2 separate regions of the Homo sapiens genome follow, and region 1 is linked to region 2. Evidence: chromatin loops called from intact Hi-C (ENCODE). Cell type or tissue: endothelial cell of umbilical vein. All regions are shown on one strand. Links, peaks and the distances in the headings refer to the core of each region. The heading gives the core; the rest is flanking DNA.

Region 1 (15,948 bases), core at 5,669-8,168, 840 kb after region 2:
GCTATGAGGACCCTGGCAACCATCTTAGACAGTGGGCGTCAATATCACCCCCACCTCACAGGGGAGGCTGGGAGAGGTGACGTTACTTGCCCAAGGTCATGCAGTTTGGAATGAAAATGCCTTTTCAGGTCCAGGGATTCTCAACATGTGCCTCATGGAGTCCCTGAGTCCTAAAATCCTCCTCCAGACCTAGAACTCTAGAATCTCCAGGATTCTTAATTTTTTTTTTTTTTTTTTTTTTTTTTTTTTTTTTAGATGGAGTCTTGTGCTGTCGCCCAGGCTGGAGTGCAGTGGCACAATCTCAGCTCACTGTAACCTCTACCTCCCGGGTTCAAGCAATTCTCCTGCCTCAGCCTCTTGAGGATTACAGGTGCCTGACACTAGCCTGGCTAATTTTTGTATTTTTAGTAGAGATGGGGGTTTCACCATGTTGGCCAAGCTGATCTTGAACTCCTGACCTCAAGTGATCCACCTGCCTCAGTGCTGGGATTACAGGTGTGAGCCATTGTGCCCAGCCAATTCTTTTTTTTTTCTGAGATGGAGTTTCGCTCTTGTTGCCCAGGCTGGAGTGCAATGGCACAATCTTGGCTCACGGCAACCTCCGCTTCCCGGGTTCAAGTGATTCTCCGGCCTCAGCCTCCCCAGTAGCTGGGATTACAGGCGTGCAACACCATGCCCAGCTAATTTTGTATTTTTAGTAGAGACAGAGTTTCTCCATGTTGGTCAGGCTGGTCTCGAACTCCTGACCTCAAATGATCCACCTGCCTCAGCCTCCCAAAGTGCTGGGATTACAGGCGTGAGCGACCACGCCCGGCCGATTCTTAATTTTTTTTTTTTTTTTTTGAGACGGAGTCTGGCTCTGTCGCCCAGGCTGGGGTGCAATGGCGCGATCTTGGCTCACTGCAAGCTCCGCCTTCCTGGGTTGACGCCATTCTCCTGCCTCAGCCTCCCGAGTAGCTGGGACTACAGGAGCCACCACCACGCCCGGCTAATTTTTTTATATTTTTAGTAGACACGGGGTTTCACCGTGCTAGCCAGAATGGTCTCGATCTCCTGACCTGGTGATCCACCCACCTCGGCCTCCCAAAGTGCTGGGATTACAGGCGTGAGCCACCGCACCCAGCCAATTCTTAATTTTTAATGAAGTTTTCATTTTAACTAGGCTACCTGGGTCTGACTAGTTTGGCATCTATTATCTTATTTTCCCCTTTCCCCAACACTCTGGGGGAACTCAGGGGGAGGCAACCCCATCTGACAGAGGAAAAGCAAAGACCCCAGGGGAGGAAGGGCCTTGTCACCCAGTCACCGCAGAAGCAGGAGGAGAACGCAGGCAGTGTTTTTTCTATAGGGTGAGCCCCCCCAGGACCCCAAGGGCACTTCCTAAGGCTTGGCTCTGTGTGGGCACGGCGGGACAGGTGACACCCAGGTGCACAAGACAGGGGTCTTCATGCCAGGATTTAGGCTTCAGATTTGCAGTGACGTGACAATGCACATCACAGAGGGAGGCAGCGTCACATACGGTCAAGACCAAGAGGCGGAACGTCACGGCCACAGCTCATGAGACGAGTGCCCAAGCTCTGGCCAGCTCGGCAGGGGAGATTCATGTGAAAACAGTGCCTGCCACGATGTCAAGCTTCTAACGGGCCAGGAGTCCCCCCTACACGGAGGCTGAGTCTGGGAAGGAGACCGGAGGCCTCCACCAAGCTGCTACCTCCTCTGCTCATGGGGCTCCCATTTCAGAAGGCACTGCTGGCATGTGCCAGACAAACATGTCCCAAATGAGGAGTGCTCAGGACCTTACTCCCAACTTTGCCAAATAGCTGGAGGCCAGATGTTCGTTTTGGGACTCAACTTTCCTTATCTGTAAAATGGGCAAACAAACCCTTACATGGCTCTTTTCTTCTGAAATCAAAGCCCTCTGTACTATCACACTGGTCTTTAATTGAAACAATAAATAAAGAGATCAAAGCCCTCTGTAAACTCTCCCGTTAATTTACATAACCTCTCTAGTATGTAAAGCCAGCATGAGCTTAAGTGCCTCCTATTTCAGAGATAAAATGAATCCCAGAAAGAAGCAGGAAGGACACTGCCCCACTGTGCGGGTGTTTTCATCTCACCAACATCTTTGCCCCACCTGCTCGGCAGGCCCATCAGAGGGGTGCAGTGAGGATAAGGTGTTTAGCCATAAGGCCCGAGATCCAGAGATTAGGAGCCCACGCAAGCACGCCAATTATCCCATCCCTCCCTGTCCCTGCCTCCGGGTTGGGGACGCCCACCTCACCGCCCTCATACAGCATCTCAGGCTGGGCAGGCAAGTGCCACCTTGTGGGGTTTACCACAGCATCACCCACCCCTGGAAATGACAGGTCCCTTTCTCTCACCAATGCCACAGCCATCACCTGCTCCTCAGAGCCATCAGCGAGGCTGGAAGCAGCAAGCACTTCCCTGGGTCCCTAATATGGAGAAGGGAGAACAGGAAACTCTTTTGCCCACAGCCCACAGAGCTGCTAAGAAGGTGCCCTTGAAGCTTGGTCATCCACTGCTGGTGGTGTCTGACTCCATCACCCAACGCAAGGGACAAGTCCAAAGTGACACTTCTCAGAGTGACCCCAGCCACCGCATATGTCTCAAAGTAGAGAACTAGGGGGTTCCTGAGATGTCCTTCGGGGACCCAGAGTCCATGGGCTTTTGTTTCTGGAGGGTGTGACGAGTCCAACTACCTGGGCCCCTCAGTACCAGAGCCCTGGCCCAGAGCCCCTCCCCCTGCCAAGATGCCCGGGAGGATGCAGCACTGCTCTAGTGACCCCCAGGGTTTGCTGCGCACGAGTAGGGAGTTGTTGAGGGTGAGAATAAATCGACCCCTTGAAGACAAGGAGAATGTCTCACTCATCTTCGTCAACCCAAGCCCAGCAGACTGGCTGTCAGATAGCTCACAATAACGTTTGCCCAAAAAGTGATGGAGACAGGAAGGAGAGAACAAGTCACTGAAGACGTGGGGACAGAGAACGGGCATTCTTCCCCTTACCCCCGCCTGCTCGCATTTCTCCACTCCCTTAATGAATCAATACTTATGAAGCAATTGCATTTGCCAAGAATACTGTGAGACCCACATCAAAGGAGGAAGGATAAATGGGGGCAGCAGGATGTGAGCAAATATTTGGGGGGTTCTTACTATGAGCCAGACATGGCATTCACAGGTAAGAGCTGATCCTAACTCTCAAGTAACTCAGTTTCATTTTAAAAAGTCAAAAATACTCACAATAATTCATCATGAATACAGATGAGAGCAGCGTAACAGAGGCAGAGACCAACAGAGTGAGGAGGAGAGATGGGCCGCTCTGTGGGCCTGGAAAGCTTGGCCACAGGGGCCTGCGCATGCCATGCCAGGAGCAGCACAGCCCAGGCGGGAGCCACTGCAGATCCAAGGGGCTGGGAGGGGAGGAGGAGGGAGGGCTGCGGGGCAGGCGGCTGCACAGGTTCACAGGTACAGCAGAAAACACCTTTTCTGGGGTGATATCATCAACTCGAAAGTGATCTGGCTGGGAGGGAACAAGGTGAGAAAGCTATGCGTGAGCCAGTCTGCGTTCCTTGCACAGAGAAGAGGAACAGTGCCCCTGGTTCCTCACTACCAGCCCCTGAGAAGGAAGAACACTTGCTTTTGTTTTTTCCTTTTGCTTTTTAAAGTTGTCTCTCTGCAGTTTTCACCCCCACCAGAGGTCCCAACCCCAGTGGCCTACAAAGGCCAGGCTGGTAGTAGGAGGCCAAGCGACAGGCAGAGTGTGTATGGCTGGAAAGCGGCCCTGGTGATTCTAGGCCCCTCCTGCAGCCTTGCCAGCTTTCCCAGACCCATCAGCTCTCCAAAGGGAAGCCAGAAATCTACATCTAGGTGCATCTTCCCATTTTTAAATTTCAACTCAAAGTTGTGAGAAACTGGGTGGGCCATCAAAACCCACAATTCAGGTGTGACCTGAATTGATGCCATATCCTCTATGGGAGACAAGTGCAAGGGTACAGATCACAGAAAAGGGGGTGGGGCAGAGGGGAGAGGTGATAAAGACATCCCACAAGAATCCTGGAGCCCCACCATTTGCCACAATGCACTGAAAGGAGGTTGGGGTGGGGGCACAGGCTGAACTCGCTGGAGCTTTGCTATCAGAACCAAGGAAGCAGCATTTCTGGGTGCAGCCGGACCAGCCAACTGGCACCTGTTGCTTTGATCTCTGGTCTCAACTTCTTTCCATTACTTTATATCTTGACTAAATCGATCCCACAGGTCTTGAGCACAGGGTACACGATCTGGTAAAAGATAGCACAGGGCCAGTGGATTTACGCCAAAGGCAGCGCCACGTCCCCAGCAAGGAGGCCACAGAACTTCCTAGCAGACCGGGGTGGAAGGGGAACTCTGGGGAGGGTTCAAACTTGGGGCAGCCTTCCAGATCTGTTTTTATCGGGGAAAAAAAAAGTCATGCAATGATGGTTTTCCTCAACAAGCTAATCAGCTCAAAAACAAATCGTTTCCACTGATCAGAGATCCTTTCCAAGGATAACCTTCAACAAAAAAAAAAAAGCTGGACTGCAAAATGCAGCATTTTCTAGACAGTGAGGGCACTGAGATGAGAGTGTGGCATGCCAGCCCTAGAGACAACTTGCACTGCCCCTCACCCCTTGCCGCTAAGTGGTTCATGCCAACTCTCCCCCCAGATTGTGTGTCTGGACAGAATTCTGTCCTGTGCAGACATGGAATTTGAAAACAGATGCCTTGAGTTTGTGCTTTGGCTCCACAGCTCTTTAACTGTGTGACCTTAATCAAGTCCTTTAACCTTGGTTTCCTTAATGGGGCACCATGATGATAATCCCACCTTAGGGGTTGCTGTGTGGCTCAGATAAGCGAACAGCCCAAAAAGAGCTTTGCAAACTCCTGAGCACTGAACAAATATAAATTATTCCACCTCCTGGCGTTACTCCTGCAACCCCTGGGCTGCAATCTTGTGTCAAGTGAAATGGCTGCTGAGATCGTGCAGGAGGATTCCAGCCTCCACCAGCTCCAGCACCTGGGAGCTGAAGCACGGCTCCCAGCACTCCCCTCGCCTTACCAGACAACACTTACTTGCCAGTGACCTCTAGCCCGAAATCACACTGCAAGAAGAGCTGTGACGTCCCTTGGTTTCTTACAAATTCCCCACATCCACCTATGGTACCAGAAGAAGCTGTTACCAGGGCAACTTGCAAAGTCCAACCTGCACATGTTAAAAAGGAACTGGCCCCATCTTACCCCGTATGTCAGAAACACCTGCTGTTGCCTTAGAAACCTTCCTAATCATGCTGCTGAATGAGGAAATATTTGCAGGCCTAATCTGGTTTTCTTTTCCCGGAATGATTCCAGCTGTGCGTCCAAGTACCAGACTCTTTTGTTTCCTGACTTCCCACAGGAGGTTAAAAAAAAAAAAAAAAAAATCAAATCATCAAGTTCTTCTCACCTGATCCAAAGCAGCACTGAACTGACTTTCCCCACAAGTGGAAAAGTTACAGTGTAAACCATGGAGAGGAAGGCGTTTTTAGTTTTCATTTTTTTGCGTTTTTAGTTTTCTTTTTTTTCTTTTAAGAGATGAAGGACTCGCTCTGTCACTCTGTTGCCCAGGCTAGAGTGCAGGGACGCAAAAGTAGCTCACTTCACAGCCTCAAACTCTTGGGCTCAAGCAATCCACCTCACTTCCCAAGTAGCTGGGAGTCCAGGCCTGTGCCACTGCCCCCAGATGGCTTTCATCCTTTCTAAGGAATTGCTGGGGTTGGGGCTGGGTTGGGGTTGGAGATTCCTCCCACCCACCAGGGATAAATAGTTAAGACTACGTGAAGAGGGGCCAGGCGCGGTGGCTCACGCCTGTAATCCCAGCACTTTGGGAGGCCAAGGCGGGCGGACCACGAGGTCAGGAGATCAAGACCATCCTAGCTAACATGGTGAAACCCCATATTTATCTACTAAAAATACAAAAAAGTTAGCTGGGCGTGGTGGCACACGCCTGTAGTCCCAGCTACTCAGGAGGCTGAGGCAGGAGAATGGCGTGAACCCAGGAGACGGAGCTTGCAGTGAGCCGAGATCGCGCCACTGCATCCCAGCCTCGGCGACAGAGCGAGACTCCATCTCAAAGTAAACAAACAAACAAAAAAGACTAAGTGAAGAGGCTTTGGAGATAAAAACTCCTAGATTTCAATCCCATCCTGACCTTTCACTAGCTATATCACCATGGGCACATTATTCAGCCTTTCTCTGTTTCTCATTTGTAAAATGGGGCTAATACTACCAACATCATGGGGTTGTAAGGATTAAATGAGAATTAAACAAGACCACCAAGCAGCAGGTCTGGCACCAGGCAGTATTAATTCCCACTCCCTCACAACTTATTGTTAGGAAATGCTGCCTGTCAACTGTGCCAGGCGGCCAGCTAGGTCTAGAACCAGAGGACTCTGAAAGAGCTGATCCTGGACGGAAGCAAAGGATGTGGCTCCAAACAAGCTCCAAACCAATCTAGACAAGAGTCCTCAAACATAAGCATACATAGGGGGAATGTACAATCTCTCATAGGGAAATTGCTTCATGAAGGAAACTGTCATCTTTACATAAATATTTACATAACAACTGAATGCTCCTCAATCCACTGAAAAACTCCATCTGACCCCCCTTTGTCCAGAGGCAGGGCCGTCAAGTGAGAAGACTCAAGAATAATAAGCCCATTCACTGTGCCAAATGGTGGGAGGCACCCAGAGTGGCAGAAGACTTCAGGAAATTAAGCCACTCAGCCGGCTGGGAGGCTCTATCAGCACGCGGCAGGCTGCAGAGCCCAGCACTCACACCCTGCCCCCTAGGTCGCTGGCTTGGCTTTGCTGACCCAGTCCGTCCCCTAAAGGGACTCCTCCCGAACCTGCTGAACCTCCACACACACCTGCATTCCAGCATTCCTAGATCTCCACTCCTCTCACTCTTCAACCAGACTTTCCCCCCAGCTTCCGTTTCTATCAGTGACTTCAGCTCCTGGCCCTGACTTCCAGGTCAGCTCAGACATGTGGGTCCCCCCCACCCCTGATGTCCAATCACCAAGTTTTAGCTAGTCAGTGTTCCAAAGGCTCTCACACACACCCATCCCTGCCCTATGCAGGCTGCAAACTAGTCTTCCCATCTCCAGGGTCTCTTTCTCACAACCATCCCACCAGGCTCCCCGGATGAATGTGTCCTATCATGCTGCTTCCCTAAGGCTGGCTGTCTTGCCCCCCTCCTCCCCTCACCGCCCCCACCTGTCAATGGGTGGCGGCGGGAGGGGTCAAGTAGCCTAACCAGTCTGGACAAGACACCTCCCTCCTCTGCCCATTTGCCCAGTTTGGCCTAATCCTGTCACTTTCAACCTTTTTCAAAGGAGTTTTGTTTTTTTTTTTTCCAAACAGAACATTTAATCCAAACCCTACTGCACAGAACACTTCACAACACATATGCTCTGGGCAAACAGGTCGGGGGGAGCCCTGTTCTCACAGCTCAGTTTCCCCCTTGACCTAGAGTTGGCCCCTGAGACCACCGCCCTAACCCCCTACCCCGCTGCTCCCAACCCTCACCAGCCCCTCCCCTGGTCCCCTCCTCCACTCCCTTTCAGCTGTGATGTCTTGCCAGCAGCGTAGAGTGTGGGGAGTCATCAAACCAGGCCTTACCGCCTCCTGCCCAGTTGCCCTCCAGAGCCTCACTGTTCCATCAGTGTCAGGAACTGTGACAGGCCCTGCGTCTGAGGTTTAGAGGCTGCTCACAGTCCAGAGGCTGGCCCGGGTGTTCCGTACACAGCAACTAAGGTAATCCTCACCGCTCCTAAGCTGCTGTCCATCCTCAGGCTTTTCTCATTTTAAATAGGAGAAAACTGAAGTTCTGTGCCTGCCCACAGTTTCCCAGGGAGGAAACGCAGAGCCTGAACTGCAACAGAGCCCGTCCAGCTTCACGGCCCACGCGCCTCACTGTGCTCGGCTGCCTCGATCAAGTCTATCTACATCCACAGAACACCAGGCCTGGCTCTGGGGACCAACTTCATCAATGGTCATCGGTACGGATATCTTCAACTAGACCCCTGAAGAGTAGGATCTGTTCTATCTTGTTCAGAACCCAGCATGATGCTGTCCTAACAAATACTAAAGTGGTAACTACTCTCCTTCACCAGCCCTCAGACTAAAGTCCAAACAGATGTACCGGCCCAGGAGCCCCGGCAGCACAGGAGCAGTGCCTCCTTTGAAACTCAGCTCTGCAGGGGAGACCCAGGGATTAAAGGCTCTGAATCTGTAAGGCAGACAGCCCTGCACTCTTGCTTACTGTCTGGGGAGACCTTGGGTGGGTAATTTAAAATCTCTGTGCCTCAGTGTCTTCTATAAGATGGAGCTTTTGTAAGGAGGAATTGAGTTTCATGCCTAGAAAGTCTAAAGTCTGGCTCTCAGGCAGGGATCAATAAACAGTCGCTCGTGATTTCTATCACTGTGGCTGAGGGCAGACACTCAGCCCATTCTTACTTCTGCAACTCAAGCACTTCCCGTGTCAACGCAGGACAGAGAATTTAAGATTCCTCCAGAGCTGGCATCAGTCAACAGAGGAACATAACTCCAAAGGCTGGATGTAATCAGACCAACAGCATTCAGCGTCAATCAAAATGACGGCCAAGAAACAGGTGATTTAATAGGTAGCCGGTTTTTGAAACTTTCTGACAGTAAAGCCAAGCCACTCGGCAAGGCCTCTTCTTTCTTTGGCCCATGACTGACTTGAAAAGGAAAACATACTGACTTCACACCAACTTCCACTTGTATCTCCTTTGTCCCTACTGTTCAGATGACTCGGAAAGGATTTCAATCTGCAGCTGTCCATCCTCCCCCAGCCCACTTCTAATCTGCACAGAGCAAGCTGAGCAAGTGGATTTAACTGTCCCTTTAAGGAGGGATCAAGAGGAAGGTCAAGGCAAAGGACAAACATCCAGGAGTGTGCACCGGTCATGCAAGGTGTGTCTGTTCAAAGCCCAAGATGATAAGACCGCTGTACTCACTGAGGTTTGGCCATCCTACGCTGACATAAAGTGGGGCAGCTGCAGACCCTACCCCTGCCAGTGATAAGCCAGACCCAGAACTTCCGGGTCCAGTGGAATCATCCACAGGCAGACAGGTATAGCCACAGAAAAAGAGAAACCAAGCCAGGGCCTTCTCAAATCAATTCTTGACTCAGGCAGGAATCCACGAAGGCCATTATCAAACAAAGGGTGGCAAAGCTGTATCCATGACCACACTGAGCTCTGGACTCATTTTCATCCTTGTACAGAAAGTCTGCCCTAAGCCCGCCTTGGCCCTCTCCAGCCCTCTTCTACACCCCCCAGTAACCTCGAGAGAACACTATCAGAGCTCCCATGGCCCTCCCATGGCTCCCCAGCATTTGGTATTATGTTCCAAATCTTGTGCTCCTCAGCTTGGTATACAACGCCTTGTATCAGCTGACCCCGAGCCTCTATTTCTCCATGGGTTGCTCACTCCATCCCAACTCTTTCTGTTCTACCTACTAGTCCCAGAACAAAAACCACACTTCCAGTCACTTGACATATATTGATCTCTAAACAGCAGTAAGACAGGGATCCTGCCCGGCAAGGAATTCGCAGCACAGGCTTCTCCGCCTTTGCTCTTGCTCTCCACTCTGCCTGGAATACTCTTTCCTACACTTTCCCCATGTAGAAAATGCCTGCTCCATCCCTCAAAAGCCAGCAACTCTCTAAAGCTTTCCTTGCTTCTTCCTCCCAAAGAGTTCATCCTGCCTTCCATGGTACTCTGTACACAGCACATAGCATTTCTTATTTAGGAATCAGCATGCTTCTCCAGCAAGAGTGTGAGCTCCCCAAGGGCACAGCCCATGTCGTGTTTGTTTCTGCATCCCAGCGCCTAGGTCAACACTGGGCACATATAAGGTGATATGGTTTGGCTCGGTGCCCCTGCCCAAATCTCATCTTGAATTGTAATCCTCATAATCCCCACAGGTGGAGGGAGGGACCTAGTGGGAGGTGATTAGATCATGGGGGCGGTTCCCCCATGCTGTTCTCGTGACAGTGAATGAGGTCTCATGAGCTATGATGGTTTTATAAGTGTTTGACAGTTTATCCTACAGACACTGTCTCACCTGCCGCCATTAAGACGAACGCACTTCACCTTCTGCCATGATTGTAACTTTCCTGAGGCCTCCCAAACATGCAGAAGTGTGAGTCAATTAAACCTCTTTCCTTTATTAGTTACCCAGTCTTGGGCAGTTCTTTTTATTATAGCAGTGTGAAAAAACGGACTAATACACCAGGCATCCAAGGAATGCTGACTGGACAGGGACTTCCACTTTTGGCTAATGTGGAGGGAGAGGCACTAGATTTATTCTCCTGCCACAAAAAACTAAAAAGCCAGACAAAGCCAAACAAAACACATAAAATGATAGTTTGTAAACACTGGACATCAGACAGCACAGACCCCTGACAGTGGGAAACAACCAAGGTGAGTGCTATAGCTGCTCCAAGTTACTCCTAGAGGGACTCCGGGCCCAAGACACAGGCAGTGGAGGAGAGGAATTCACACTCCAGGGAGGCCAGGGTAGCCAGAGTTCACAGGGCAGAGTACCAGAGAGGAAAGGGCCACACAGAGAACCCAGAAACCTACAGAGGGTCCCCCTCCAGTTCTCAGCTGGTACTGATCTATACCAGTCCAAGGCAACAATCCTTGGAGCTCAAACTGAAACAGAAATAGTCTTGCGTGCCCACCAGCCACAGTGGAAAAACCTCATCATTCACAGGACATTGGTAAAGCACTAAGGACAGAATTGCCTTGGTAGTGAGGAAAAATCAGGCCTGGGCCTAAGGCTGTTCTGATTCCAACTAACAAACCTTGAGAGCAGCTTTAAAGAATCAAACTGTTCCCAAGTAACTTAACAGTGTCCTAAAACAATGCCAGGAACATTTCTAGAAATACAAAAATATCCAGCACCCCACAAGGTAAAATTCACAACATCTGATATACAATAAAAATTACCAGACATACAAAGAATCAAGAAAATAAGACTCATAATGAGGGAAGCAATAGAAACAGACCCAAAAAATACACAGATAATGGAATTAGTAGGCAAGGACATTAAAACAGTTCCTAAAACTATATTCCATATGTTCAAGAAGCTAAAAGAAAGATTAAGCATGTTAGAGACAGGGAAGATATTTAAAAGACCCAAATCAAACTTCTAGAGATGAAAACTACAATGTCTGTGATAAAAAGTATACTGAAAGGTAATATCAGCAGATTAGACAATGCAGAAGAGACCAGTGAATTTGAAGAAAGAGCAATAGAAACTAACCAGAACAAACCACAGAGAGAAAAGAAAAAGGGACTACTGGGAAAAATGAATGATCAGAGAGCTATGGAGCAACCTCTAGCACCCTTACATACATGTAACTGGAGTCCCCGAAAGAGAGGAAAGAGAAAAGGGAATAAAAAAAATATTTGCAGAGTTACTGACTGAAAAATTTCCAAATCTGATGAAAGCTATAAACCCACAAATCCAAAAAACTCAATGAACCCAAGCACAAAACACACAAAGAAAATTACACTACACAAAAGCACATCATCATTACATTGTTTAAACTCAGTTAGAAAAGCAGTTAGGGCCAGGCACAGTGGCTCACACCTGCAATCTCAGCACTTTGGAAGGCCGAGGTGGGAGGATCGCTTGAGCCCAGGAGTTTTCGACCACCCTGGGCAACATAGTGAGACCCTGTCTCTACAAAAAATAAAAAATTTGCCTGGCATGGTGGCACACACCTGTGGTCCCAACTACTTGGGAGGCTGAAGTGGGAGGATCCCTCGAGCCCAGAAGTTTGAAGCTGCAGTGAGCTATGATCACGCCACTGCACTCTGGCCTGGATGACAGAGTGAGACTCTGTCTCCAAAAAAAAAAAAAAGGCGGGGGGACAGGGAGAAAGAAAAGCAGTTATAAGGAGAAAAGATACATTACAAACAGAAGAGCAAAAAATAAAAATAAACAGACCAGGTGTGGTGGCTCATGCTTGTAATCTCATCACTTTGGGAAGCTGATGCCGTAGGATCACTTGAGGCCAGGAAGTCAAGACCAGCCTGAGCAACATAGCAAGACCCTATCTCTACAAAAATAAAGAATAATCATTAAAAAACAACTACCCAGGCATGGTGATACACACCTGTAGTCTTAGCTACTAGGGACCCTGAGGTGGGAGGATCACTTGAGCCCAGAAGTTTGAGGCCACAGTGAGCTATGATCACGCCACTGCACTCTGGCCTGGATGACAGAGTGAGATTCTGCCTCTTAAAAAGCAAGAAGAAAAAAGGAAAGAAAAATAGCAGACTACTGATATGAAACAATGCAAGCAAAAGACACTGGAACATCTTTAAAGCACTGAAAAAAAAAATAGTTAATCCAGAATTCTATACAGGGAAAATGCCTTCCAAAAACAAAGCCAAAATAAAGACTTCTCTAGACACCCAAAAGCTGAAAGAATCCATCACTAACAGACCAGCACCACAAGAAATGTTAAAAGGATGTCCTCAAGTCAGAAGGAACATGAAACAAGATAGAAATGTGGATCTACATGAAGGAATAAAGAGCACCAAAAATGTTAAACGAACAAGTAAATATAAAAGAACTTTACATTTTCATCTCCTTAAAAAATAATTGACTATTTAAAGCAAAAATAACAATGTGTTGTGGGATTTATGGCACGTGTAGAAGTAAAACAGGTGACAACAATACAAAGTCCAGGAGGAAGGAAATGAAAGTAAACTATTGCAAGATTCTTACACTAAAGTGGTATAATATCGCTTGAAGATAGGCTGTAGCAAATTAAAGATGCATACTATATACCTTAAAGCAACCACTAAAAAGTGTTCGAATTAATGAACCAACAAAGGAAACAAAGTGGAATCATAAAAATTATTCGATCCCAAAGAAGTCATAAAAAAGGAAAAAGGGAACAAAGCACATGGGACAAATTGAAAACAAATAGCAAGAAGGTAGATTTAAACTCAACCATATCAATAACCACATTAAATCTAAATAGTCTTAACACCCCAATTAAAATGCAGCTTGTGAGATTGGATTAAAAAGCAACCCCCGGCCAGGTGCAGTTGTTCACGCCTGTAAACCCAGCACTTTGGGAGGGGTGGGTAGATAACTTAAGGTCAGGAGTTCAAGACCAGCCTAGCCAACATGGTGAAATCCCGTCTCTACTAAAAATACCAAAAAATTAGCTGGGCATGGTAGGCACACGCCTGTAATCCCAGCTCTCAGGAAGCTGAGGCATGAGAATCATTTGAACCCAGGAGGAGGCAGTTGCAGTGAGTCAAGATCACACCACTGTACTCCAGCCTGGGCAACAGAAGGAGACTCTGTCTCAAAAAAAAACAAAAACAAAAACACCACCCATCTATATGCTGCCTACAAGAAGCCCACTTTCAATATAAAGACACAAATTGTTTAGAAGTAAAAAACTTTTTAAGAGATATACCGTAATTTTTAAATCCTCTATTTTTAAAAACTGTTTTATACGTAACAAAATTTACCATTTTAATCATTTTTAAGTATACAGTTCTTTCACATTAAGTACATTTACTTTGTCATACAACCATCACCACCATTCCTCTCCAGAAGATTTTCATCACCCTAAACTGAAATTCTGCACCCATTAAGCACTAACTTCCCATTCTCCTTTTCTCCCGTCTTCTGGCAACCACCATTCCACTTTCTGTCTCTACGAATTGGACTACTCTAGGAACCTCATGTAAGAGGAATCCAACAATATTTGTTCTTTTGTGACTGGCAGGTTTCACTTAGGATAATGTCTTCAAGGTTCACCTGTATTACAGGATGTATCAAACGTTCTTTCCTTTTTAAGACTGAATAATATTCTATCTAATACATATAACACATTTTGTTTATCCATTCACCTGTCCATGGACGCTTGAATGGCTCCCAACTTTTTGGCTATTGTAAATAATGCTGCTACAAACATGGGTATACAAATACTTGTTCAAGTGTCTGCTTTCCCTTATTTTCGTATATACCCAGAAGTGGAATTGCTAGATGATATGGCAATTCTATGTTTAATTTTTTGAGGAACTGCCATACTATTTGCCACTGGCTATACCATTTTACATTCCCACCAGAAAAGCACAAGCGTTTCAATTTCTCTACATCCTTGTCAACACTTATTATTTACTGTTGTTGTTTTTTTTCAATAGCCATCCTAATGGGTGAAGTGGTAGCTCACTGTGGTATTGATTTGCATTCCATAATGACTAGTGATGTTGAGCATCTTTTCATGTGCTTATTGGTCATTTGTGTATCTTCTTTGAAGAAATATCTATTCAAGTCCTTCACCCACTTTTGAATCGGGTTGTTTTTTGTTGTTGGGTAGTAGAAGTTCTTTACATACTCTGGAAATCAATTCCTAACACTATTTTTTTAAAGCTGAATTAGCTATACTAATATCAGACAAAGTAGATTTCAGAGCAAAGACTATTTCCGGGGGCTAAAAGGGTCTTTTCATGATCAATGATACAGCTTGGATATTTGTCTCCTCCAAATCCGTTAAAATTTGATTTCCAATGTTGGAGGTAGGGCCTAGTGAGACATGTTTAGGTCACAGGACAGATCCCTCATGAATGGCTTGGTGCCCTCCCACAGTAATGAGCTCTTGCTCTCTTAGTTCACATGAGAGCTGGCTGCTTAAAAGGGCCTGGCATCTCTCTTGCTCCCTCTGTGGCTGTGTGACACACCTGTTCCCCTTTCACCTTCTGAGACGAGTAAAAGCTTCCTGAGTCCTCACCAGAAGCAGATGCTGGTACTATGCTTCTTGTACAGCCTGTAGAACCGTGAGCCAAATGAATCTCTTTTCTTTATAAATTATCCAGCTTCAGGTATTCCTTTATAGCAATGCAAAACAGACTAATGCAATACAATAAAGAAGGTCAATTCATACACGGAATATAATACTCATAAAGGTTTATGCAATTAACAGCAGAGCTTCAAAACATGTGAAACACAAATTGATAAAACTACAAGGGGAAATGGACGAATCCACAATTACAATCAGAAGTGTCAATGTCCCTCTCTCAATAACTGAAAGAACGGAAGACCAAAAATCAGTAAGGACACAGAAGACTTGAACATTACAAGCCAACCTGCCTGAATTGAAAGTTATAGAACACTTGACCCGGCAATAGCAGAAGATGCAATCTTCTCAAGTGCTCACAGAACATTTACCAAGACAGACCACAGAAGAAGTCTCAGCAAATTTAATAGAGAAGTATGTTCTCTATTTAAAAGAAAATAAATTAGAAATCAGTGTTTACCAGATAGGAGAATAAAGTAATCCTATAATGCTGACTTTATCCGTGACTAGTTGTAATCCTGCTTGAGGTGGGACCAGATAAATCAGCGGAACTAAAAATACTAACAGGTCTTCAAAGGTAGGGCCTACCTGCCTGAGCTATCTGTTTGAGGTTCACTGGGGAGACTCTCTCTCCTCTCCAGCCCATCCTAAGCCCCAGGGGTCCTACTTGTCAGCCCCAGCTAAATCAAGACAAACCTGTTTGATATTTGCTTAAGTCTTTCACATAAACCAGTAAAGGAAGATAAAGAGGTGAGATATGAATTGGAAGGAGCACCTACTAAGTAAACATGCCTTTACAGCTAGCAAAACCTCAGACAGTGCTGCCATTAGACACCTCTCTGTCATTCGGTAAGCACCTGGGAACAGACCAAAACCTTGTGGAAACGCCACATCCTTCAAGGACACTTCTAACAGAATTTCCACACAACAGAGATCCAGCTGGATTAAAAGAGCTAAATCCATTAAATCAGGTCTTGAGTGATCTAATTTTGTCAGCCTGGAAAACCCC
Region 2 (15,948 bases), core at 6,489-8,988:
TCCTGGTCTCGTGATCCACCCGCCTCAGCCTCCCAAAGTGCTGGGATTACAAGCGTGTGCCACCACGCCCTGCCAATAATTCTTTATATTTTACCAGTAATGTTGCAGTTACTAATAATGTTGAATTGTATTAAATGTCCTAGCCTATCAACACTGTAAACATGAATAGCAATAAGCATGTAATTTTTTTCTTAAATTCATTAATTGTGTAAATTAGAATATTTCAATATTAAAAAATGTTTGTAGAGCTGAAGGAACATCCCAAATGTTCATGATGTATTTTATATCATATGATGGGTGATTCCCTCTAGTGGTTTTATTCCAGTGGTGATTTAGATATCATGAATCATCTCTATGTCTGGGTATTTGGAAGTTAAATAAATTTATTGAGCTTTTTTATTAGTTCTGTATTTTTTATATTATGATATAATCTTTGAATCATCTGAAATCAAATTTGAAAAGCAAATTAAAAACTCCAACAATTGAATATTAAAAGATAGAGAGTCTAACCAACTTGACTAGTTATTTTAGCTAAATGAAAAATAATTGCCTATTGATGGAATCAAATGAACTACTATATTCTAGTCATCATCTAATTGGGAATTTACATTTTTTTGCTACTATTTTGCTTATAAGTTTAAAAATATTGGCCGGGCGCAGTGGCTCACGCCTGTAATCCCAGCACTTTGGGAGGCCGAGGCGGGCGGATCACGAGGTCAGGAGATCAAGACCATCCTGGCTAACACGGTGAAACCCCGTCTCTACTAAAAACACAAAAAATTAGCCCAGCGTAGTGGCGGGCTCCTGTAGTCCCAGCTACTCGGGAGGCTGAGGCAGGAGAATGGCGTGAACCCGGGAGGCGGAGCTTGCAGTGAGCCGAGATTGCCCCACTGCACTCCAGCCTGGGCGACAGAGCGAGACTCCGTCTCAAAAAAAAAAAAAAAAAAAAAAAAAAAATTCTAAATGAGAATAATTTTAGTGTATTTTTTGTTTAAATATAGTCATCAATTTTGGTACCATGTAAGAATTACTTTGTATCAGGAGTTTGGAAACTATCTTTTAGTGCCCTCAAACAGTTTTAATATCATTTCAGTTAGATATTTGAAAAACTTGATAAATTCTCCCATGGATTTATCTGGTATTATTTCTCTGTTCTTTCTGGGAAAAGGGAAAATAATGTGCAAACCTTTGTGGTTTTCTTTAAGATAATTGGTCTGATTAACATATCTATCTAATTTAGAATTAAGTTTAGTAAGTTATGACTCCCAATACTGGCTTAAAGTTTTTTACCTTCATTTTTTCTCTCATTTTTAGTTTATTATTTCAGGATCCTTGTCAATTGCAGCAGGAATTAGAACTACAAAAGGCCTGGTGAGTAATATTTTCTTTTTTTGGTATCAAAAAAAGGAAGGATTAATAAAAAATGTATTCTGCCAGGGTGTAAAACAGGTTTTGTTTCTTTGTTTGTAAAAAATCAGGAGCGATTGTGCATTTTACCTACTAGAATCTGTCTTTCAAAAACTGCAGTCAGGCTAATTGCTGACATAGGACTGGATATTTTGGCAAGGTAGGGAATCTTACGCTTGTGGAGGGAATCTTTTTGAAGATATAGAGAATTATTGAGAAGAAATATCAAGTGGGACCGCTCCAACAAAACCCTGCAGCATGAGTCAGCCCATGATAGTGACACCAAGCATTGGTGTTGTGTAATATTTACTGACCCATTGATTATAATGTAGACTCCAACTGTGTCCAGAAAGGATTTTGAGTTTTCAATAAAAGAAATTCACAATAAGGTTATTACATAAGAAGCAAATTTAAAATGTAATTCTCATGCCAAGATGCCTTTCATAAAGCCAATACAATGCGAAAGTCCATATCTGAATAAATGTTTTTTTCTAGTTAAAGTCCATATTTGAGTTTTCTTTGTTCAAAAGATAAATATCAAATTCTGGAGCATGATCAATATGGGTTTTCCAAATCTGGCCTAACCCAACTCCCTAGTGTCCCCTCCGGCTGCAGCCACATTACTCATACTCCTCACACTTTGCTGTGCAAGTTTAGTTCTTTTTTGTTTGTTTTTTTTCTGGTTTTTGGTTTTTGGTTTTTTGAGACAGAGTTTCACTCTTATTACCCAGGCTGGAGTGCAATGGCGTGATCTCGGCTCACCGCAACCTCCGCTTCTCAGGTTCAAGTGATTCTCCTGCCTTAGCCTCCCGAGTAGCTGGGATCACAGGCATGTGCCACCACGCCCAGCTAATTTTTGTATTTTTAGTAGAGATAGGGTTTCTCCATGTTGGTCAGACTGGTCTCAAACTCCTGACCTCAGATTATCCACCCCGCTTCGGCCTCCCAAAATGCTGGGATTACAGGCATGAGCCACTGCGCCCAGTCAGCAATTTTAGTTCTTATTAAAAGCCTCCTTACCTTTATCCATGAGAAGAGAACGTACAGAAAAGAATATACTGCTGAGAGAGATAATATACAAAAGGTATAGAGGCATGACAGGCAAACAGCATTTAGAAAAATGATAAGAAATCAGGCATCAGAAGCAAGGAGTGGCAGGGAAGGACACAGACAGGGCTGTCCAGCTAAAGTGTGAAGGACATTGAAAACCCTGCTAAAGAGATTTGGAGATTATATTATGTGCCCACGGGAATCATCTGAAGAATTGAAGCTGCGGAATAATGAGATCATGTTTGTGTTTTGCCAAGAGATTAGAGTTGAAACCACAAGACAAGTTAGAAGACTATTGAAATAATCAAGATAATGATAGATGGCAGTAAGAAAGAGATGGTGGGTGTAAAGTGATTCATGGAGATATATCTGAGGATGTTGTTGGATTGTTTAATTGATTTTCATTCCTTTCTAGGTCCGAGGTAGTCTAGGAATGAATATCACCAGCTCTGTACTGGCTGCATCAGGGATCTTAATCAACACATTTAGCTTGGCGTTTTATTCATTCCATCACCCTTACTGTAACTACTATGGCAACTCAAATAATTGTCATGGGACTATGTCCATCTTAATGGTTGGTACTGCCTCTTTTCAGGGGATATTATTATAGAAGCAAGTTTGGGGAGTGCTGGCTCTGGCAAAGACAATAATTAATATTCCCTAATTGATGAATGACTTTGGGAAGTTGGAGTGATTGAGAAATAGAATAATCTTTCATTTAGGAGTTAGGTACATGTCTCATCTCTGTCTTTATTCTTCTATATATCATGAGGCAAAATGGGAAGAAAGCTTATAGTTATAGAATACCTACTCATTAATAGTTACTGTGCTGGGTATTTTGTATACATTTTTCTGTTTAATTTTAAAACATTGATGCAGTACGTACTGTTATCCCCTCTAAAAATGGGGCCCTGATGTCAGTCCCTATTCTCTAATAATGAAGTAAAATTGTCTTGAACAGTATTTTACAAGTGGTGAGTAGCTCAGTATCCTTTCCAACATCTTTGGATGTTCTTGCAAGGTTAACCACTTTTATCCTCAACATCTAGCTCCTGATAAATCTCAGTCTTCATTATGACTTTTACTACTTTTTTGTACCAATTGTTCTTATCTTAATGCTATCCTAATTGCTTTATTCTGAAAATGCCACCTACACAATATTTTGTAGGTAGTAAAACTTCTTGATATTTTGGGCCATTGGGTAATTGTGGGGAGGAAAAGTTATTGCAGCACATCACAGCAGACTAAAATGCACAATTAAATCTTTATTATTAAAAAGCCTGGCAGGGCGCAGTGGCTCACGCCTGTAATCCCAGCACTTTGGGAAGATGAGGTGGGTGGGTCACCTGAGGTCAGGAGTTCAAGACCAGCCTGGCCAACATGATGAAGCCCCGTCTCTACTAAAAATACAAAAATTAGCCAGGCATGATGGCACGTGCCTGTGATCCCAGCTACTCGGGGGGCTGAGGCAGGAGAATTGCTTGAAGCTGGGAGGCGGAGGTTGCAGTGAGCCGAGATGGACACATTGCACTCCAGCCTGGGCAACAGAGCGAGACTGCATCTCAAAAAAAAGAGAAAGCCTATTGGTCATTTTGAACACCTGCAAATTTTTTGTTACTTTCCCTCTATATGAACTTTCAGCCTTTCACCTTGCTGCTTAGTTCTCTTCCTTACCACGTTCTTCGCTTATGTAAACGTGGAAACCCAACATTCTTCCTAACTTACTAAGCAGAATCAGTTGCATTCTGTTTACTTCATTCCTAGCTAATTCTACATAGTTTTGTGGGCTATATAATCACACCAAAATAACCCCTTGAGGTGTCTTTGCTAAACTAATTTACTTCCCTTGAGATTTCTATTGCTTTTTATAGTAAGCAATTTTACTTCTTGCCACTCGCTCAAAATAAGAAAAAGCTTCTATAGAGAATTTGACAAATTCTTTCAAGGTCTTTCAGTTAGAAACTGGCAAAAGGAAGATTAGATTCTACAATTTCTTGTCTCTAATTCCCCTATTATTTGCTATTTGTATCCTGCAGAAGGACCTTACTTTTAGTTTACGAAGTTCTCTTCATTGGTAGATTTTAAGGGCACAATGATAGAGACAAAATCTGGAATTGGCCAACTTGATAGGGCTGATTTCGTGGGCATGGGACCTGTGCAGTTACTCAGGACTTCACAGTTAAAAGAGCCCTGTGCTTGATCTAATGCTCTGCTGTTGCTATCTTAAAATTGTTTTTAAAAATTTTAAACAAGAGAATCTAAATTACATAGCTGGTCCTCCATTCATCTCAATCACCTTTCCCAGAGTCCATGATGAATTCCTGTTAATTGTGTGAACATCTTTATGCCTGTTCTTATAGCAGAGGACCTCCATAAGGGCTTCCTGGGATTTGAAGTAATGGTTCTATTCTTGCCTGGGCACCTGCACAATCAGTCCACAGGTCTATATACATGCTACCTTTTTTTGGAGGCCCAGCCCTGTACCTGTTTTTGTAAATAAAGTTTCATAAATAAAGTTTAATTGAAATACAACGAAGCCCATTTGTTTACATATTGTGGAGTGCTGCTTTCGTGTTATAACAGCAGGTTTGAGTATGTGTGACAGAGACCTTATGGTCGGCAAAATCTAAAATGTACATTATCTGGCCTTTACAGAAAGCTTGCCGTCTTCTAGTCTACACTTCTAGATGGTAAAATCCTTGAAGACAGGGGAATTGTCTGTTTTGTTTGCTGCTCTATCTTCTGTGCCTACAACAATGTTGGAAACACAGAGGCCACTACAGCTGTTGAAGGCACAAGAAAATAAATAAGCAATGAATGCAAATATTCTCAAGGTCTCCTTAAGTCTGCCTCACTCATATCCTGAGCTCTTGGTCTATTGGCTCTTCTGCAACAGAGGGACTATCCCTAACCATGGAGAGAAAAAGAGAGAATATTTAAACCAGATAATCCCTGCATCAATCCGGGGGAAAATTAATAGAAATAAGTGTACTGCCCAATGTTTTCCAAATTTTGACCATGTTTCTTGGCTGAAGACTAGCCCTAAAGCCAGTGCTCTGGGCAGATGGATTAAAGACTGACCTACTTGATGTTCATTGTTGTATTAGCTTCTTATTGTTACTGTAACAAATTACTACAAATTTAGTGTCTTAAGACAACACAGTTTGGTTATCTTATGTTTCTGGAGGTTAGAAGTTCCAAGTGGGTCTCACTAGGCTAAAATCAGAGTGTTGGCAAGGCCATACTCCTTTCTGAAGGCTTAGGCAACAAAAAGTTTTATTGCCTTTTCTGGCTTCTTTAGGCTGCCTATGTTGCTTGGTTTGTCATCCCATCTTCTACCTTCAAATCAAGCGATGTAGCATCTTCAAATCTCTCTTGAACTCTATTCTGGCTCTTGCTTCCACTTATATGGATTTTATGGTTATTTTGAACCCACCTGAATAATCCAGGAAAATTCTCTTATATCAGCTAATAAGCAATCTTAATTTCATCTGCAAATTTAATCCTTTTCGCTGTTCAAAAAGAACAATGGTCCCCCAGGGAGGTCTGCATTCTAATCTCCAGAAGCTGAGGATTAGATTCTCTGCTTACAATTACTAAGATATGGAATCATAGTATTTTCTCAATGATATGAGTTTCTAGTACTCAATAGGATATGATGACAATTATCTTTATACTACCTTCCTAACTTTTTAAAGCACTTTCATCTTCCATGCCCACAATAGCACTGGGAGGTGCTGAACTAGGGAATAAATGTCTGTGATTATTTTATCAGTGAAAAAAGTGAGAAGCTACTTCAGCAGATCAAGAATTGGTCAAGGGTATGGCTGCCATTGGGAGGCAGGTTTCCTGACTCCCAGCCAGTGCTTTTTCTCTTATGACATTGTGGTTACTGGGAAATGTTTTCACTTGTCATCTCCATTTCTCACATTCCTTTGTTATGAGTTTTCTCCTAGGGTCTGGATGGCATGGTGCTCCTCCTAAGTGTGCTGGAATTCTGCATTGCTGTGTCCCTCTCTGCCTTTGGATGTAAAGTGCTCTGTTGTACCCCTGGTGGGGTGAGTATTGGCCTTCATTTGAAGATGACTGTATTAGTTTTCTATTGCTGTGTAATCGATTACACACACTTAGAGTCTTAACACAGAACACATTCATTATCTCTCAGTTTCCATGGTTCAAGAGTCTGAGCCCAGCTGAAGTATGTCCTTGACTCAGGATCTTACAAGGCTGTCATCAGGGAGTTGGCTGGGGCTGTGGCCTTGCTTGGAGCTTCTGATTCTCTTCCATACTAATGTGGTGGAATTCATTTCCTCTCAGTTGGAGAACTCATGACAATGTATTTTATCTTTGAAATCAGCCGGTTGCTAATGCTTTAATCCTCTCACAAAGGGTTCACATGAACGGATGAGGTCCATTCAGAATAATGCCTTTCTTGATAAACTGAAAGTCAACTAGTTAGTACCTACACACAGGACTTGTATCTCATCCTATACACAGGTTCCATCCACACTTGAGAGAAGGGAATCACAAGGGTTCAGTGAGTGTCACCTTAGAACTCTGCCTCGCACAGTAGCTACATAAAAGCTCTTTTTCCCCTTCCTTTCTCCCTCGAAGTGCATAACCTCTGAATCCAGATATGAGGATATTTCACAATGAAGAGGTCCCCAAAAAGTATTTTATTTTATTCCATTATCCTATTACAACAACTTTTCCTGGTATATTTCCATGAAATATCATGATCTCAGACTTCTCTATCAGTCTGTGCCCACCTGCCCACTCTTTTACCCTGAGACCTGCAGCTGATGCTGCTCCTGGCAGCTAAACCCAAAGAATGTCACACAGAGAGAGGAAAGCAGGGAATGGAAGGAAAGAAGAGACCAAGAAAGAAGCTCTAGGAAGAATGGGGAGGGATATCCTCCAAGAGTTGAAGGTTCCAGAATGAGGAAATGGATAGTAAAACCCCAACAGCTACTCATTAGCTTCATTACCCAAAGGCCCACAGGCAGACAAAACCAACAGCCAAATAATAAAATAATCATAGTTTGATGAGACGGTTCTTCTGGTGCCCTTCTCCATCATTTTGCACCTCTTTGTCTTCTTTTGAGGTTCCCAGGCCTTCCTCACAGAAGAGTGGGGGTTCCACATCCCACTCCCCCACAGCCCTTCCTCACAGAAGAGAGATTGACTATAGCACATTAACTCTAATAGTGGGTTTTTGCATTGTAAAACCTGAGAAGGGAGAGATTCTCAGCAATTACCAATGATTTTATAATTTCATTGAGTAAAGCTTTTTATTTTCATTGAGTGAAACGTTTGGACATGGAGGCAAACTCTTTCGTAAGTTTCATGTCATAATATTTAAGCTTGTGTTCCCTTCAGCTCTTAGCATAGGTGCTGGGGAATGTTGTTTTCTAATCTCCTGATGTGAATTCAGAAAAGCAGTGGTTTTGGGGCATATGATAGCTAGGTCTCTATCTCTTCCTGTTCTTCCACCAACCCTATGTCACACTGACTTTGTGGAAGAATAACCAGAACTCTTCTTAGTTTTGTGATGTGTGGGCCAGTGTGGTTTTTGCAATGTATTATTCATAACTAGCAAATCATGATTTGGGTATGTTGATGTCATCAGCATGAACAACCTGGTTTGGAAGAAGAGCCCCATATTTTTCATAACACCTTGGTTTACCCAACGTACTGTGCACTGTCATCCACACGTAATATTGATCCACTTGCGAGACCAGAGCAGTGGTCATCAGCAGCTCAGGTCAAGAGCTATCACTGAATGTTGTGTCCTAAATCAGGCCTGATCAAGAGAGTGACTGAGAAACCCCACATACTTGATCTTGAGAATGAATCAGAGAAGAAAAGAGTAAACTCTGATAATGATGACTTTATGTGGGCAGGAAAGGGGCACTCTGAGGTGATTTGGGTGACTCACCTTTGGCATTCTGATTGTTTCACAGGTTGTGTTAATTCTGCCATCACATTCTCACATGGCAGAAACAGCATCTCCCACACCACTTAATGAGGTTTGAGGCCACCAAAAGATCAACAGACAAATGCTCCAGAAATCTATGCTGACTGTGACACAAGAGCCTCACATGAGAAATTACCAGTATCCAACTTCGATACTGATAGACTTGTTGATATTATTATTATATGTAATCCAATTATGAACTGTGTGTGTATAGAGAGATAATAAATTCAAAATTATGTTCTCATTTTTTTCCCTGGAACTCAATAACTCATTTCACTGGCTCTTTATCGAGAGTACTAGAAGTTAAATTAATAAATAATGCATTTAATGAGGCAACAGCACTTGAAAGTTTTTCATTCATCATAAGAACTTTATATAAAGGCATTACATTGGCAAATAAGGTTTGGAAGCAGAAGAGCAAAAAAAAGATATTGTTAAAATGAGGCCTCCATGCAAAACACATACTTCCCTCCCATTTATTTAACTTTTTTTTTCTCCTACCTATGGGGACCAAAGTGCTTTTTCCTTCAGGAAGTGGAGATGCATGGCCATCTCCCCCTCCCTTTTTCCTTCTCCTGCTTTTCTTTCCCCATAGAAAGTACCTTGAAGTAGCACAGCCCGTCCTTGCATGTGCACGAGCTATCATTTGAGTAAAAGTATACATGGAGTAAAAATCATATTAAGCATCAGATTCAACTTATATTTTCTATTTCATCTTCTTCCTTTCCCTTCTCCCACCTTCTACTGGGCATAATTATATCTTAATCATATATGGAAATGTGCAACATATGGTATTTGTTAAATACGTTTGTTTTTATTGCAGAGCAAAAATAAATCAAATTAGAAGCAATACTTTCATGTGCTACCTACTTCCTTTTCAGATGCAATATGGTGGAAAGAGACTAAGCGTTGATGTCAAAAATACAGTATGGTGGTAAATAATGTGGGTTTTCTAAACAGACAACCCTGGGTTTTCATCTTGCTATCCCATCTTTGTTGTTTACTACTTATGTAGCTATGAAGATGCCACAAAATTTCTCTGTGCTTCATATTTCTTTTTAGGAAGGTAGTAATAATATTGTCTGGCCCATACACCTATGATAATTACTTGGTATAACAAAGGTAGAAAAACCAGGACTCTGACTGGTACATATGGAGCCACGAAAGTTTTAATTAATATATATACATGTATATATGTAAATAGATATGTATTAGATATATATATCAATTTATCATTTTATTCAGCATATATCTGTAAAGTATCTGTAATGAGGCAGACATTGTTTTAAGCATATAAGAAAATAGTGGTAAGAGAGATAATATCTTATATATATAAGATAATAGTGGTGAATAAGAGAGAGAACATCCTTCCTCTCTTGTAGGTTAAAACTTTTATGGGACAGGACATAGATTAACATATAAACAATCAAAACCTTTTTATATGTTGTTAGAAGCTAACTGGAAGAATTAATGTGCTAGAGAGTGGCTGCTGTAGTGGTGGTGAGAGATGAGTCATTAGAATGTACCCAGGAAAGTTTTTTTTTTGAGGAAGTGATATTTTCATTATGATAAGATAAAAATTATTGAATTTGCACGGATATTCGTATTTTCCAATTCAGTATATAGTATTTCTAGATTTCTCATTCTGCCCTACACTCACATATCTATTGTATCCACCTTTCTCCATGCACGCTTTTCATGGGAATGTAAGTCCCTCCTTCTATCAGTGCTAACCTGTCTACTTTCTCCAGCTCCAGGGATGGATAAGGTGTGGTAAAAGTCAGTTAAGACATTCTATCTTCTTGGTTGAAAGTTGGAAGGTAATTAGCAAGAACCACCAAATAGAACTTAATACTATTGCTTTTCTTTCTTTTTTTTTTTGAATTTTTTTTTTTTTTTTTTTTGAGACGGAGTCTCGCTCTGTCGCCCAGGCTGGAGTGCAGTGGCGCTATGTCGGCTCACTGCAAGCTCTGCCTCCCCGGTTCACGCCATTCTCCTGCCTCAGCCTCCCGAGTAGCTGGGACTGTATACAAGCGCCCGCCACCGCGCCCGGCTAATTTTTTATATTTTTAGTAGAGACGGGGTTTCACCGTGTTAGCCAGGATGGTGTCTCGATCTCCTGACCTCGTGATCCGCCCGCCTCGGCCTCCCAAAGTGCTGGGATTACAGGCGTGAGCCCCCGCGCCCGGCCAACTGTTAATATTTTACCATGTCATAAAGAGATATTGGTCTATGTATGTACCTAATTCCAATCTTTTAATTATTGTGTATGTACTGATATCCTACTTGTTTTATTTCTTCAATATTGTATTAATACTTGGCAGATTTTGTACTCGGCATTTATTCCCCATTTGTTCTGATAATGATGGCCTGATTTCCTCCAAAAAATCACCATTATCTAACTCTTAATTTATGTACAAGGGTGGAGCTCACCCAACCCCCAATTTCAGGAGTTGACCTGTGTCCTACATCTGGGAAGTGGCAGAATTACATCAACTCAGCTAGAGTGAAGTTCTTTGGTAGCCTTGTGACCTAGGAAAAAACAATTGTGTGAATGACTGACACATTTCCAATCAAAATTAATCTCATCATTTTCACTTCACTGACCAAGAAATGGTCTCCCCATCTTTCCTCTTTCCTGTTGGGTTTGGAGCTGTGAGGACGTAAGTTTGCTGCCATCAGCAGCCCCGTGACAGACAGATGCTCACAGACAAAAGCAGAACTGAGAAGTTCCAAGTGAACGATCAGACCCTAATGTAATTCTTTTGAGTCTCCAAGTCAAGTTTTACCCGGAGTTGGCCCAACCCCTGGGGTTTTAAATATATAAAGACAAGGAAAGAGATTTATTCAGATAGTGCAATAACTGGGCAAAATCCTTCAACGGCTTCCTCTCTAATTCAGAATAAAAGCCAAAGCTCATATAAATCCTACATAGTCCTTACATCACGTGATTCTTTGTTGTTTCTTGGATTTTTAAAATATCCTGACTTATATCCTGATATATTGCTTTGAGATTGTTTAAAATGGTAAGAGAGTGCCTTCTCTTGGTGATAATTAGTGCATACATAATTTTTTTAACACTTACATAAGCAACCTAAGATTAGTGCATTTTTAGTTGTAAAAAGTTCATGCAAATATTTTGTGCTATTAGTGCAAGATATTATGATTCCAACTTTTAGACAAGACTACCTGCACTTGTTTCATGTCATGTGATTTGAAATTTATTCTTCATTTGGTTATTCTTGGTTTTATCTATATGTGATTAGAAAGCAGTAGGAAAATGTCCATGAGACTTTGTCTCCTTTTGCTACTTTTACAATAAAAATAATTATTGTTTCATAGGTTTTTGTTTTTTTTTTTGAGAGAGGGTCTGGCTCTGTTGCACAGGCTGGAGTGCATTAGAACCTCTGCCTCCTGGACTTAAGCCATCCTCCCACCTCAGCCTCCTAAGTAAATGGGACTACAGGTGTGCACCACCACACCCAGCTACTTTTTCTATTTTTTGTAGAGACAGTGTTTCACCATGTTGCCCAGTTTGATTCCCTGTCTGCTTAATGATTGCAAGAGGCTCCCCTGCTGGGTTGAAGTTGGGCCAAGAATTGCCTTAGTAGTGGTTGATACGGTTGGGATGGTATGGTTAAAGTTGAACTCATCATTGAGGGAAGCATCTTGGGACCGCACTTCGCCTTGTAAATAATTGGAAAAAAAAAGTTATAAGGTCTTGAGTATATAAAGTGATATTATTGATAACTTCTAACTATAAGTAGTCCAAGCTCTTCAGGTAGATGCAAGATATCTGTGACTAAAAATGATTTTTTTAAAAAATTTGAATCCAGTATTTTTGGGTTTTTTTTTTGTCTTAGACTCACTGAGGCAAAATGAAGGCTTCACGCTAAGTTAAATTTGTGTTATCAAATATTTCTGTCCCCTTTCTCCTCTAAAATCTAATTTCTCTTCTCTACCAGTCCTAAATATCAAAGATTATAAGAAAAGTAAGGATAATTAAAGATTAAAGAATATTGAGGCTTGTGTATTTTTTCAGTCAATGATAAAGAAACGGGCGATCAATAATAAGCAACTGGTAAGTGTACTATAATCAGCATTGCTACAAAAACTGCTATCTATTGAGAAAACATGCATCCAACTATTAAAAGTAATTTATATTTATAAAATCAAATTAAACCCACTCGTAAATGTAAGAGAAGTCTCAAAGGGCTCATTGTTATAACAGTTATAATAGGTATTTTTACATTTGAGGTTGTAAAATGATAATACTGTATGCAAAGTTAGAGGCAAATCAACAGTTCTAACAGTGATGTGTTACACTTACATTACTCAGTAAATTGGATTATAGAGCATGGAACAATTTGGGGAAGAATCATCTCGGGTGTTCCCACTGACCATTAGAAATCTGTAGTTTATCTTAAATTAACTATTTTTAAAATTTGCCATTTTCCACAACTCTTACTTTTCCTGATTCTGAGTCCTGATCCCATAAACTTGCAATACTCTATGGAAAGGATTTCAAGAGAGACATACTTTTATCTTTAATAAAAACATGAATTAAACCAGAAGGAAGGAAATAAAGAGTTGAAGCCCACTGCTGTGGCTGCTGAAGTAATAGATGCATTTTATCTTAATACTTGACTAGAAATTTCCTGTATCTTCATTTTGTATCTTATTATGAATCTTCATCATTAAAATGTATGATAGCTTTATGGTAGGTCTTGAAATCAGGTAGCATATGTCTCATATTATTTTTCTTCATTAACAAAATTGATTTAGTCAAAGTCTTTAATTATTTCATGTACATTTTGGAATTACTTCGTCAACTTTATGCAATCCAAAAAGACCTTCTTGGATTTTGATTAAGAAGGTATTGAGTCTATAGGTCTATAAGGGAAAATTGCCAACTTAACAATATTGAGTTTTCTAATCCATTAACAGAATATACCTTTTCCTTTATTTATTTATTATTTTTATTTATTTATATTTTTTTGAGATGGAGTCTCGCTCTGTCACCCAGGCTGTAGCGCAATGGTGTAATCTTGGCTTACTACAACCCCTACACCTCCTGGGTTCAAGTGATTCTCTCACCTCAGCCTCCAGGTACCTGGGATTACAGGCACACGCCACCACGCTAGGCTAATTTTTTGCATTCTTTTAGTAGAGATGGGGTTTCACCATGTTAACCAGGCTAGTCTTGAACTCCGTAAATGCACAGCTTAGTGTTAGAAAACAAATTTAGAATACTTCCCTGCAGATTTCTGGACCTCTGTCTCTGCATAGCTATCCCCTTTATGGTTCTCTTCTCACTAATTATAGCTGTCTCACTGCCCTCAAATTCTGGTTTTTGTCTTCTGAATTTGGCAATATCAGAATGGATCCCTCTCCCTGACCATGGTCTGGAAAGTTTCTTCATGCAGAAAACCAGAGCAATTATTATATTCACATTTGTTTTCATTTTTTCAGTGTTGAAAGTCCGGCACTGTTTCCCAATGTCTGGAAGCAGTTGTGCTTAATTTTTTTCCGGTTTTATTTATGATATAAAAAAATTTTTGAGACAAGCTCTAACTCTAACACCCAGGTTTGAGTGCAATGGTGCAATCATAGCTCACTGCAGCCTCAAAATACTGAGCTCAAGGGATTCTCCAACTTCAGCCTCCCAAAGTGCTGGGATCAAAGGTATGGGCCACTGTGACCAGCGCAGTTTTCTAACTGACCAGAGTGGAAGATTAAGTCTGGTTCTATCATAATTGGAAGAGCTGAGTTTCAACTTTAAAAAGATGATCATAGGCTGGGCATGGTGGCTCACGCCTGTAATTCCAGCACTTTGGGAAGTCGAGGGGGGCGGATCACTTCAGGTCAGGAGTTCAAGACCAGCCTGACCAACATGGTGAAACCTCGTCTCTACTAAAAAATACAAAACTTAGTTGAGCATGGTGGTGCGCGCCTGTAATCCCAGCTACTTGGGAGGCTTGGCAGGAGAATTGCTTGAACCCGGGAGGAGGAGGTTGTAGCGAGCCAAGATTATGCCACTGCATTCCAGCCTGGGCCACAGAGTGAGACTCCATCTCAAAAAAAAAGCTCATGAACACAGATGTTAGCATTTTTATTTCATTTGTTTATATTTAAAATCGATTTAAGCATGTCAACATATGTAACTTAATAAAATTAATACTTATAATTTAAAATATTCAAGCAGAAAATTGAAGTATTGTCCTTTTCATATGCTGATATTTTAGTCACCTTAATTGGGTTTCATAAGAAGCAACTATTAAAAGACACTAGCATGTTGCAATTATTTTTTATTTAAATTAATTTGTGTTATTTTGCAATGTTTTATATAGTAATATCCAGACAGTTTTAATATACACTCAAAAGTTTTGTTTTCACACAACATAAATATAGGAAACACAATGAGACAAAGCTATACAAATTCCAGGGAAAATATTTAAATCTTTGAATTTATTAAAATATGTCTCTCAGTTTGAATTTTGAGTTTACTGTAGGAAAACACAGAAATGATGTGTAAAGTAACTTCCTTTTGATTGCCTGGTGGATAGAAAAACAAAAAACAACTAAATTTGAGATATGGTTTGAACAGAGCTGATGATGCATTTGTTTTCCTGTTTGAATCTCCTCAAGATCAGCAATTTGTTTTTTTACTGACTAAGGTTTGTTCAGATTGCTACTGCTCATATGATTCCCAGGAACTTAAGTACTTTCGAGTAACTGTGTGAGGCTGATAACACTAGATTTAAAAAAAATTTGTCTTCAATAAGTACACTCTTTCCAGCAGAGGAAGCAGTTCAGAAAGTTCTTTGTGGTTTCCCCTCTGGATCTTTCTATCATCAATTTCAGCAAAAGGTGGTATTTTTCTTTTAATAAAAGGTCAAGACCGCTTGTTTTAATCCTTCTCAGACTCCAGGTACAGCTTAACCAGATATAGCCTGTAACTTGCTCCCATCTCTTGAATGCATGCTTTCAGCTTGGCCAGGAGGGGCTGGACATCAAAAGGAGGAGAGTCACAGTCTGGATGGGGCTCAGGAACCTCACAGTGCTGTATAAGCCAGCTATCATCTAGGGGGGTTCTTTTCCCCTTAAGCCAGCAGCAAAATGCTTCAACCCTTGTCAATTACTTTCAGTAACTGATTCTTTTGTCTTGTTTTTTTTCTACTTAGTATTCTCTCCCATATTTAGAGAATACTGAAAGCATTCCCGTTTTACCTCTAACTCTGAAGCCACAGAAACTGTGCCCATAACAGGGTTGCTAAATGGCCTAAATGACATATATGCAAATATATATACACAAACACACATGTGTATGGAATATATATGTTTGTATATTATTTGAAAATATATTTAAATAACTTGCATATTACATATAAATTTATATATATTTCATATCCATATATGCATATACTTTTTCTCATACATTATAAAACTCTGGCAACATCTACATGTAACATATGAGTCTTTATTTGTTTTGCTGACAAAGATTATCTTTCCCA

Evidence for each region. A loop is a pair of places that touch in the nucleus more often than their neighbours do. Peaks named below come from ENCODE experiments on the same cell type or tissue, not always from the same donor. Only the 100,000 strongest peaks of a DNase experiment are listed, where the experiment ranks them.
Region 1: it touches region 2 in a loop (13-fold over the local background); 1 of 110 quality-filtered maps calls a loop at or near these places.

The regions. Positions count from the first base shown.
Region 1 is chr11:61,143,144-61,159,091 of GRCh38, forward strand. All of the region lies in intron 1 of VPS37C (VPS37C subunit of ESCRT-I), which reads right to left. Among named protein-coding and RNA genes, the nearest start is that of VPS37C, 10 kb to the right of the region's middle. In endothelial cell of umbilical vein, for the core only: no CTCF peak of the experiment used is centred there; a DNase peak (open chromatin) is centred at 6,658.
Region 2 is chr11:60,299,687-60,315,634 of GRCh38, forward strand. MS4A4A (membrane spanning 4-domains A4A) reads left to right here. Exons shown (of 7, transcript NM_148975.3): 4 at 1,315-1,371; 5 at 2,873-3,031; 6 at 6,414-6,515; 7 at 8,421-9,284. The coding sequence ends at 8,492. Among named protein-coding and RNA genes, the nearest start is that of MS4A6E, 20 kb to the right of the region's middle. In endothelial cell of umbilical vein, for the core only: no CTCF peak of the experiment used is centred there; no DNase peak of the experiment used is centred there; H3K27ac peaks cover 585 bases.